2 separate regions of the Homo sapiens genome follow, and region 2 is linked to region 1. Evidence: chromatin contacts called from ENCODE POLR2A ChIA-PET data. All regions are on one chromosome and are shown on one strand. Each heading gives the region's core, a stretch centred on a gene start or an enhancer-like site at or near the end of the contact. The rest is flanking DNA. Distances are from core to core; before and after follow the strand shown. Region 1 has its middle 5.8 kb from the start of SPATS2L. Region 2 overlaps BZW1-AS1 (BZW1 antisense RNA 1).

Region 1 (2,936 bases), core at 139-2,638:
TTATTACAACATCCCTAGCAAACTAATATGCCATCTCAGTGTCACAAGCATATCCCAAGCTTCAGATACCACACTAGGCAAGGCCAGTCCCACATTTGGGAAAATTTGGGCAAAAGCACTCAGAGCACGACTAACCAGAAACATGCCTGCATCTGCCTGCAGCTTGTTCTTATGCTGTGACCCAGATGAATTCAAAGGTTTCTCTTTAAATACTGAATTTGAGTCTATGACAAGACCCATTAAACCTCCCCAGTGTGACATCCAGAAACAACACCAGTAGTCCTTTGCTTATAAGGTAAATAATATATACTATTGTAGATAATTTTAGAGTACAAGCTAAATTCAATAAAAATAAACTTTGTGTTAAATAACAGATCAACATGACATTACTTAAAACAAATGGTTAATAAACATGCAAGATTTTCTATCTCACTGGTAATCAGATTTGAGAAAAAAACTGCTCTTGGCAAACGGAAGATGCTAATACAGTTCACCATTGAACACTGTGAGGGTTAGAAGTGTTGACCCCCATGCAGTCAAAAATCTGAGTATAACTTTTGACTCCGAAAAACTTAACTATTAATAGCCTACTATTAACTGTAGGGCTTACTAATAACGTAAACAGTAGATTAGTTGGTTATATGTATTATATACTGTATTTTTACAATAAAGGCAGAGAAAAAATGTTATTAAAAATTATTATAAGAGAAAAAATATTTTTTATTCACTAAGTGGAAGTGGATCACCATAAAGGTCTTCATCCTTACTGTCTTCATATTGAGTTGATTGAGGAGGAGGAGGAAGAGGAGGGCTGGTCTTGCTGTCAGGGGTGACAGAGGCAGAATAGGTGGAGGAAGTGAAAGAAGAGGCAGAAGAGGCAGGCACATTAGATGTAAATGTTATTGAAAAAAATCCACATGTAAGTGGACCCGCACAGTTCAAATCCATGTTGCTCAAGGATCATCTGTACACATCAGAGAACAAATGCATGCATCCTGAATGAGTGATAGCCTGTTCACTTAGAATACACAACTGGTTCCATTTGTCTTTCTGTTGGCACAATCTGAACCTAAAATTATCTTCCTAGAATACACAGTGACATGAAACCTGTAAAACAAACAAACAAAGAAAAAACCCCTCTATTAGGTACATGTTCATTTCAGGCAACTCTTCTGAGGACAGAAGGTTTGAACATAAAAAATGCCTGAAACAATGAAAAGATAACCTAATATTTAGCTCCTGTATAGACTGAAAAAGTTCAGCCAAAGTGCATTGTTTGGGTTTCTTCTTTCCAACATGTTTTACCCTCAGGCCAGCAAGGTTATACTTTCTCTTCTCACCCCAAGTCTTCATCTTTTCTGGAAAATTTCCAAGCTGAGCCCTGGTCTCAGGTCATAACAACTTGATCTGCTGCACCAGAACACCAAGGGAGTGAGTCATCCCTTTGGATTTGCCTCGGCAGGTCTTCAACAAGTCTTTGTTTCTCTGCCTATCCATCCCTCAACTGCTTGACATTGGCCAGTGTCCATGATGGGTTTTTCTTCTAGTTTCTGTTGCCTTCCATCTTTTTACTTTTTAAAAAATTATAATGATAAAGAAGCGCACAAAGTTAAAAGGGCAGGTTTCACCCCTTTCACCATCACCCTAAGGGTCAAAGGGTTACCAGGGTCAACAGTGTGAGTATCCTTCGAGAGACAGGAATTTCCATCCTCCCCGCCCTGCCCCCTTGCTGTTTAGAGCTCATACTGTACACAGTGTTCTGACTTGCTCTTATCACTCAAAAATATATCATGGACACTCTTCCATGTCAACACATACATAGCTCCCTCATTTTTAAACAGCTATTTATTTTTCTACAGTGTAGATGTGCCCAAATAGAGAAGTAGATGAACCATTCCTCTATTTATAAACGTGGAATGTGGTCCAAATTTTTTTGGCCCTTACAAATAATATTACAATCGGCATATCTGTAAATATATTTTGGCACACTTAATATTTCTGTAGATGAGATCACTTGTAGTGGAAAAGTGTGATTAAAGGATACATGCATTTTTAATATCTATAGGTTCTGCAAATTACTTTCCAAAAATGTTTATTAATTCACACTCCAGTCAGCTAAGTATGAAAGTTCCTATTTCTTATAGATGCAAACACCTGATAGTAAAACATATTTTTGCCAATCTGACAAATAACAGATGCTATCTTGTTTTTATTTATGCTATGATCATTGATGAAGTTGGGTATGTTTTCATATGCTTATTAGCACATAGTCCTTCTTTTGAGAATTGTCTATTTTCTTTGTCCATTTTCTTACCCTTTTGCTGCTTCTCGTTTCATACTGATTTCAAGAAGTTGTCTATATTACCCATATTAACCCTTTCCTGTTGTGTATACATGTTGCATGTATTTTCTCCCCTTAGGTAACATTGTTTATGGTACCCTTCACTTGATAGAAATGTTAAATTTTTATAGTCTTCTCTGTTTAATTTTTTTCTGTTATAGCTTGTGAAATTTTTTCATGATATTTCTAATTAGTATTATAAAGCTCTTATAAGGAGCCCTTATAGCTCCTACCTACAGTACTTACTAAGAAGCAGCCTTCGATTATAAATATTATAAATATTGTAAAAGTCTCCTATATTTTCTTTTAGTCTTTTATAGTTTTTTATGTTTAGATTATTAATCCATCTGGAATTTTTTCTGGAATATGAGCTAAGACAGTGTATTAGTCATGCTTCATTCAACAGAAGGATTTTTTTTTTACTCAGATAACAATTGTGGGTGTTCAGATAACAACTGTGGGTGTTCAACAAGCAGACACAGGTATATTAAATGTTTATATTAAATGTTTTAATATCAGGTGTTTGTGAGTGTCTATAAGAAATAGTGACAGGGTGACTCAGAGACCCAGGCTCCTTCCATCCTAGCTCTACCCT
Region 2 (2,725 bases), core at 99-2,598, 490 kb after region 1:
ACACCATTTATTTTCACATCAGCGAGTGAAACCTGGATAGTCCTTCTTCCAATCAGCAACTTTCCTAGTCTTTATCATATGCTTTATCACACTTCAGGTCTACTTCTTTAGATCTTTAGTGACTATAATTAATTCATCCCCTTAGAAGCCACAGCAGGCCTCCTGAAGTTCTTATAGCCTGGCTGCTCACACAGACCAATTTCTAAAGCATCTTAGAACAAATCTGACCCCATATCAGAATTTACTCTTTTTTTTTTTGAGACAGAGTCTCTGTTTCCCAGGCTGGAGTGCAGTGGTGCAGTTTTGGCTCACTGCAGCCTCCGCCTCCAGGATTCAAGCGATTCTCCTGCGTCAGCCTCCTGAGTAGCTGGGATTACAGGTGCACGCCACCACGCCCGGCTAATCTTTGTATTTTCAGTAGAGACAGGGTTTCACCATGTTGGTTATGTCTCAAACTCTTGACTTCGTGATCCACCTGCCTCAGCTTCCCAAAGTGCTGAGATTACAGGCATGAACCACCGTGCCAGCCAGAATTTACATTTTTAATACATTTGATCAAATTACAACATGGTTTTTAATTGAAATATATAATGATTCACACTGGTACACAATGCTGTACTATGCAAATGTGTATATAGAAAGAGAGAAAGAATAAGAAACATATATATTAACAGTCTTTGCATTGGGCCTTTGAATGCCCTTGTCAAAACACAATTTGTTCTAATGAATAAGAAGGTCAGGGAGTCAGAGTGTCTGTATACTAGAGCATGAGTATTGAAAAGTTCAAGACCTCCTCTTTTAATAACCTCCTTATAGCCATAAGGTAAATAACAGCCCGACTAGATCTATTTCTTAAATAGAAATGATGGTAAAACACTCAGTACTTTTCCCTCGGAATTAAATAAAATAATGCATGTAAAAATACTGTGTAAATATGAGTCACTCTGTAAATATTAGTGTTAAGGTCATCACCAAAAACCCATAAACTGTTAATGACCTTCTTCAAAATATGCCTCTCCCAAAAGGCTTGAAAAGTGTTTCCACATTAAATCAAGTTGACCTGCTGAGGCCAGAATAAACAACAACTCTTCTAACTAGCAGCTTCATTTTCATGGGTAAATTAGCTTCAAAAAAGGCAGGCATTGGTAAGAAGCCTAAGGCATGTTTGTTACCAAAAAAATCATACTGTATGAATGAGCATTTACTATGTCAAAAGGTTTTTTTTTTTTTTTTAACATGTTTGGGTTTGTTTAACCTTAATCACAGCCTAATGCTGGCTGCCATTTTTGCATGGCTGTTTCTCAGGTGGTTAATTTCTGGTGAGGACAGTGTTGCTGGTTTCTACTCTGAGCCCAGCAGGTCAGTCCGGCTCAACTAGGCGTGGCCAGAAACATCATCTCTATGTAATTTCCTTTTCGGTGATGGGAGAAAGAAAAATATGTATTTCCTGGAAAATGTGTTTTGTACAGTCATCTTAAATTCCACAAGGGGAAAAAAGTAAACTTCCTTTAAAGATATACATATTTAACACTTTCATATGAGGACTTCTCCTTAGAAACAGTGATTTCATTTAAAAAAAATATATATTTAGGATTCAGAGACATGAAGGGTTCCATACCCTCAAAAATTAGAAAAATACTGCCTTGGAGAATGTGGAATAGGCAGACATTTTTTACATGTTATCTTAATATCACCAACAGCAAAACGTTATTTATTGAGTAATCACCAAATGTGGTCTATGTGGGCTGCCATAGTGGGAGGCCATGTAGAGCCAATTAACAGCTTCAGTTTCCATCTCCTGGAAGTTAAAATCAGACACCTCAGCTTGGAAACAGGTTTATAAGCAGGTTTCAGCTTACCCCACTTCTGAAGGGGCAGCCTGGAACACGCTGACTCATAAGAAATCTTTGCAATCATAACAAATGGCTCATGTCCTGCGTTAGGCTGACGCATGATCTTATCGTACCCTAGTGGGAAAAGTCCTTCATTCTTAGATCAGTCCTCAGTTCCAAATGGCCATGCCTGTCCTTCATAGAATCTGCTATTCTATGAGACTGACCAATGGCTAGTTTCTAACGGCCTTCACCTTCTTCCTACGCCGCAAACCCTAATACAGTCTCCATCCACGGACTCCCCTCCTTTACAGCACTGCGTCTCTCACATCCCCACGTCTCATTTTCCCTCCCTGCTTCTTTTGCATTTCTAGATGCCCAGACTCAGTGAGAACTGGCAGCATTAAAAGCGCCACCTGTTTAGTTCAGTATCTGGAGCCCTTCCTCCCTGCTGAAGGAGGAGAGGCACGTGAACATTTTGCATGCTGCCAGACGCCTGGTTTACCCACTCCTCTCGGGCAGTTCACTCCCAAACACTAGCCGTTCAAGATGAAGCCTGCTCAACCCCATACTCTATACACAGCCCTGGATTTCTCTGAGCTGGGGGAGACATCTACCAGCCCTACAAGACTGTATTCTATTTCTTGGGGCTCATTTACCACAACATGTGAAAACATGAAATCTCCAGCCTGTTCAGCTATAATCTCAGCTACAGATAATTGGTAGGGCCTTAGACCAGCACGGACATGCTTCGGTCACCTGGATTCCTTGAGATGGAACACAGAGCAGACTGCACGGCTCAGGACAGACTGAGAGTAGAGTCTCCCATGGTGTCTTCCTCAGAATGCTCAACCTATTGACCTGTTCCCATGAGACACATACACATACATGCA

Evidence for each region. ChIA-PET counts read pairs that join two places held with the same protein, here RNA polymerase II (POLR2A).
Region 2: POLR2A ChIA-PET joins it to region 1 with 10 read pairs in BJ. The contact joins two enhancer-like sites. POLR2A ChIA-PET finds 5 or more read pairs at or near these places in 2 of 52 experiments (BJ and Panc1).

The regions. Positions count from the first base shown.
Region 1 is chr2:200,299,408-200,302,343 of GRCh38, forward strand. No RefSeq gene overlaps it. Among named protein-coding and RNA genes, the nearest start is that of SPATS2L, 5.8 kb to the right of the region's middle. Within about 2 kb of position 1,389, at least 4 of the 41 ENCODE cell types and tissues checked have a DNase peak (open chromatin) inside an H3K27ac peak, as active enhancers do.
Region 2 is chr2:200,785,668-200,788,392 of GRCh38, forward strand. The region is part of intron 3 of BZW1-AS1 (BZW1 antisense RNA 1); the gene reads right to left. It also overlaps the pseudogene AOX3P-AOX2P and the pseudogene AOX2P. Among named protein-coding and RNA genes, the nearest start is that of BZW1, 25 kb to the right of the region's middle. RefSeq lists an enhancer at 1,642-2,158. Within about 2 kb of position 1,349, at least 10 of the 41 ENCODE cell types and tissues checked have a DNase peak (open chromatin) inside an H3K27ac peak, as active enhancers do.